2 separate regions of the Homo sapiens genome follow, and region 2 is linked to region 1. A link is a loop called in an ENCODE intact Hi-C map of the cell type or tissue named here. Cell type or tissue: prostate gland. All regions are shown on one strand. Region 1 overlaps ITIH5 (inter-alpha-trypsin inhibitor heavy chain 5). Region 2 overlaps ITIH5 (inter-alpha-trypsin inhibitor heavy chain 5).

Region 1 (2,500 bases):
AAAATTAGATAGTGGTGATGGTTTCACAACTCTCTGAAAATACTAAAAGCCACTGAATGGTATGCTTTAAAAGGGTGGATGTTATGGGCTGTGAATTCTATCTCAACAACGCTGATACGGTTTTGTTTTTTGTTTGCTTGTTTTTCAGATGGAGTCTCGCTCTGTCGTCCAGGCTGGAGTGCAGTGGCGCGATCTTGGCTCACTGCAAGCTCCGCCTCCCGGGTTCACACCATTCTCCTGCCTCAGCCTCCCGAGCAGCTGGGACTACAGGCCCCACCACCACGCCCAGCTAATTTTTTTGTATTTTTAGTAGAGACGAGGTTTCACTGTGTTAGCCAGGATGGTCCCGATCTCCTGACCTTGTGATCCGCCCTCCTCGGCCTCCCAAAGTGCTGGGATTACAGGCATGAGCCACCACGCCCGGCCTGATATGGGTATTTTTGAAGTGTGTGGCATGACTGTCCCTTGGTCTGCGTGGACTGCCTCCTTGTGTGTTTTGTGCTGTTGTGTCGTGAGCGTCTTCTCAGAGGGGCTTTATCCGGGGGAATCCCCTGCAGCATAAGTTGGTGCCACGGCCCTGCAGGAGCTTCCCAGGCACCTCCAGGTTCTCCCTGGTCCAGAAGCCCTTGATGGGTAGATTATCAGAGTTCCTTGATTCCATGGTAGTGTACATTCAATCACCTGCTCACATGCTTCCAGGCTATTTGATTTGGGTCCCATGGTTATAAGGGAAGTCTTCCCTTGCCCCCCAACCTCCAAAGCCAAACAGAGTTGGGCAACCTTCTATGTTGTCTTCCTGCATCAGTGGGTGGAGGTTTCCTCTGCCTACTCTCCCCTAAGGGTGCAGTCCTTTGATGGAGCCAGCTTCATCAGGGGTCTCAGGTTCAACCCCCCACCTCAGAGCGCCCAAGCTCTCATCTGCTGTTCCCACAGGGTCATGAAAGCCTCAGGCCCGAGGACCCAGCGAGTGGTAACTCTCCTGGGGGATATCACTTAACTCACACGCTCCGCGTTTTCCTTCTCCGTCCTCTTTTCATTCTGAGACTCTTAGATTGTGTCTTCCTTACCAGCAAGATGTGTTTCGATTCATCTCCTTTTCTAAATGTTTGTATCAGGAAGGTTTTCAAGTTATCTGGTCCAAAACATGACCCAAACCTTCACACTATAGCATATTCAGCCTTCTTTCATGCCTCGTGGTTTTCCCCAACCAAGAATTCACTCATTCTTTTCCTGCCAAGAAAATTGTATCCCATCTTCAAGAACCAGTTCCTTTTCCATCTCCATCATTAATCTTTCCCTATCTCAAGTTATTTCTCTCCCCTACAATCCTTTCCACTATCTATGTTAGTTTTGAATAATGTAAGATTGTTTCATTTTTTCTTCTTTTTTGAATGGAGTCTGTGTCGCCAGGCTGGAGTGCAGTGGTGTGATCATGGCTCACTGCAACCTCTGCCTCCCGGGTTCAAGCGATTCTCCTGCCTCAGCCTCCTGAGTAGCTGGGATGATAGGTGCCCACCACCACACCCAGCCAATTTTTGTATTTTTAGTAGAAACGAGATTTCACCATGTTGCCCAGGCTGGTCTCGAACTCCTGACCTCAGATGATCTGCCCCTCTTGGCCTCCCAAAGTGCTGGGATTACAAGCATGAGCCACTGGGCTTTGTCTATTCTGTTTCTTTTCCCCAGCAAAATTCTAAAGTTCTCGGTGAAAGTGACTTAGGGCTGATGCCTTTAGAGACACGCTTTCTCCTGCCTCCACGCTTTGCACATGTCACGCATCTCTCTCATTCTGCTTGGATCCAATCCCCCTCTTCTCATGCCACCCACTCGATTAACTTCTAAGAGGCCTTTGAGACTCACCCAACTACGCCCTCCTCTGAGAATCATTCATCATCCCCTACTCTCCCACTACTAAAAAGAACTGATTACCACCCCATCACGCAACTACTGGCCCTTACATATGCCCTATTACACAGAGCACTCCCTATATAATTTTTGCCTGACTTTCTCTTCTTCTCTGAGCTTCTTGTGAGGAAAGGCTGTGTCTCATTTATCTCTGTGTCCCCCATACCTAGCACCCCACCCCCAACAGCCTATAACCCATAATTGTTTCATGTTTGGAGAATCTGAAGTCTAGAGTTAAAGTCAAAGTGGGAAGCTGAGTGACAGTCAGGTGTCCCGAACCCAAGAAGTGGGGGGCTGTGCTATCAGGCAATGCCAGCGCTTAGGAATTTTACCCAGTTGCAATTTCAATCAGCCAGCCAAGACTACACAATCCCTGAGTAACAAAGCATTCTGACACTGATAAGCACTTCTCATTTAATTCTCTTTGACTTGTAGTGTTTATCTTGCTGTTACTTGTAGCAAAGTTTCGTTTCAGCCCCTATCTAGCCCTTTACAGAAAAAGTCTGCCAATTCCAATTTGGGACTTAAGTGAAAAACTGGGAAACCAGAAAGGAGGAAACTAGGCTTTTCTGTGATTTCCTGGCGCCACACTTTC
Region 2 (2,500 bases), 60 kb after region 1:
TACTCAATAACTGGTGGCTTTTACTATTTTGTCAATCTAAAACTGCTTTGATAATAATGGGAATATAACTCTATCTTTAAAGACACCATATAAATTTAAGCTAACAAAACAGATAAGTCTGTAGCAGACAGTTTTTATACAAGGGATTTTCTTTTAAATACTAATTTCCCAAAATATCCTTTAAAAATACTACTATTCAAAGTGTGCGGCTAGGCACAGTGGCTTATGCCTGTAATCCCAGCACTTTGGGAGGCCAGGGCAGGTGGATCACTTGAGCTCAGGAGTTTGAGACCAGCCTGGCCAACGTGATGTATTTTTGTCTCTATTAAAAATACAAAAATTAGCCAGGCATGGTGGAGTGCACCTGTAATCCCATCTGCTTGGGAGGCTGAGGCATGAGAATCACTTGAACCCAGGAGCCAGAGGTTGCAGAGAGCAGAGAGCCTGCCACTGCACTCCAGCCTGGGCGACACAGCGAGATTCCGTCTCAAAAAAAAAAAAAAAACTAAAATGTGTTCCATGGACCACCTGCATCAGAATCATCTGCGCCCCATCCCAAACCCAATGGATCTAAACCAATGGAAGTGGAACTCAGGAAGCTGAATGTTTAATGAACACCCCAAGTGACTTTTTCCACCCCAAGGGTGAAAACCACTGCTTTTAGGAGTCATTCCACTATGGGTTACTGAGTACCCACTGTCTACAGATGGGGTGAAGGGTGAGAGGTGAAGGAACTTGAATCTAAGGTGTTACTGGTATATTTCCAATTACAGGTGAATGACAAATAACTGCAATGCAAGTTAATAGTCATATTCAGCTATATTAAAATTTGCATAAGATTTGCATAGACTTACATTTTTCAAATTAAGTTTACATACAATTTTAAAGACCATAATGATTGAGAATAGAGTGCTCATTACATTCCCAGGTTCTGTTCTAAGATTTAAGTATATTAATTGTTTCACTTTTCAAAATCCTAAGTAATTGCATCATCCCCATACAGAGATAGAGGCTCACAAACGTTAAGTAACTCCTCAGTAAGTGCAGAGCCAAGATTTGAACCCAGAATTCTGGTGCTAAAGCCTATGCTCTCAAACCCTATATCACAAAAACTAAATATAAAAAAGAACGGATTAGGGATAAAAGGTAAAATTGCAAGTTCATAGAACTTTATACCTTGGATTTTTTTTCCTGATTTAGTCATTTTCAAGATAAATAAATATTGTGCTGGGTTGAAGACAGCATGAAATCACTAAAAGAGGTCAAGCCATGTTTTTTTATGACAGCAAGTCCATAGACTGTGAAGCCTACTTGAACTTGGTATATGCTAGAGTTTAAACAGCCTTCCTAGTTCAGACACAGAATCTTTGTTTCAGTCCATCCCACACTGTCCTGTCTCCACACCCCCAAAAAAGTTTCAAGATCTTTACCCTAAATTCCTTCACTCAGCATGTCAGCAGCATGAGTCTAAGACCATGGCCAGCATTAAGTGCTGACAGTGTTTTAAGCACTTGGGTGTCATAATGCATTCAGTCCTCACAACCCTATCATTTCTCCACATTTCACAGAAGAGGAATATAAGGCCGAAAGGCACTTGATCAGGGTCCCAGAGCTGATAAGTGACAGAATCAAGAATCAAGTGGTCCCAGACATCCTGGTACCAAGCCCATGCCTTCAGCCATCTACTAAAACATCTCCCAGTTATTGAGCGTCCACTGTATACCAGGTGCTTAACACAAATTAGCTGAGTCCTTGCAAGTTTGCTCAAAAAGAGCCGCATTCCCTGCCCTGACCAACGAGGACATGAAGGCTCTGAGAGATTAAAGGGCTTGCCCGGAACACACAACTAAAGCCCAGCCTGTCTCTGCATCCAAAGCCTGCACTTTTCCAACATCACTACGATGCCTCCTGGGATTTTATTAGCTACTCCCCCCCTAGAAGGAAGTATCATTACTACCACTTTACTGTTAAGCACATTCACAGGACAGAGAACATGAAGATAACTGTCTTCATATTTAGGCAGTTGGGCTTCAAAACTGCTCTTCAAAACAGGGGCTGGAAAAGGGAGAAAAGGTCCGCCTACTTGTATCTTCCTCCCACCGTGCACAAACACGCTGGAAGCTAAACGGCTTAAATATTTAAATGGCATGTGTGTGAAAGCACTTCTACTTTGTGACAGGGCCATGTTGCACATTAGCTCTCAATGCTATTTGTGTGAACCCGCTTCATACTTTTTAAAGACAAAAATGCTCTATTCATCATTTTATTGACATTTCATATTTGCAGGTTTTATTCGCCTGCGAGGTTAAGACATTTGAAACACAAATCCTGACAAACGCACAGACCAGCAACTCGAGGAACTCAGACGCTTTGGCTCTCGGTGCCACCTTTAAATGCTAAACCACCGGTAGGTAGTCGCTAAATGGGAAAGTCGTGTTCTCCCGGTTTTCAGGTGGGAAAAGCTGAGGCTCCCAGGAGTCTAGAACTCCTCTCATATTGC

Evidence for each region. Peaks named below come from ENCODE experiments on the same cell type or tissue, not always from the same donor. Only the 100,000 strongest peaks of a DNase experiment are listed, where the experiment ranks them.
Region 2: it touches region 1 in a loop (2.1-fold over the local background); 2 of 110 quality-filtered maps call a loop at or near these places.

What each region holds. Positions count from the first base shown.
Region 1 is chr10:7,603,457-7,605,956 of GRCh38, forward strand. The region is part of intron 7 of ITIH5 (inter-alpha-trypsin inhibitor heavy chain 5); the gene reads right to left. Among named protein-coding and RNA genes, the nearest start is that of ITIH5, 62 kb to the right of the region's middle. In prostate gland, no CTCF peak of the experiment used is centred here; no DNase peak of the experiment used is centred here.
Region 2 is chr10:7,663,911-7,666,410 of GRCh38, forward strand. The region is part of intron 1 of ITIH5 (inter-alpha-trypsin inhibitor heavy chain 5); the gene reads right to left. Among named protein-coding and RNA genes, the nearest start is that of ITIH5, 1.8 kb to the right of the region's middle. In prostate gland, no CTCF peak of the experiment used is centred here; no DNase peak of the experiment used is centred here; H3K4me3 peaks cover 986 bases.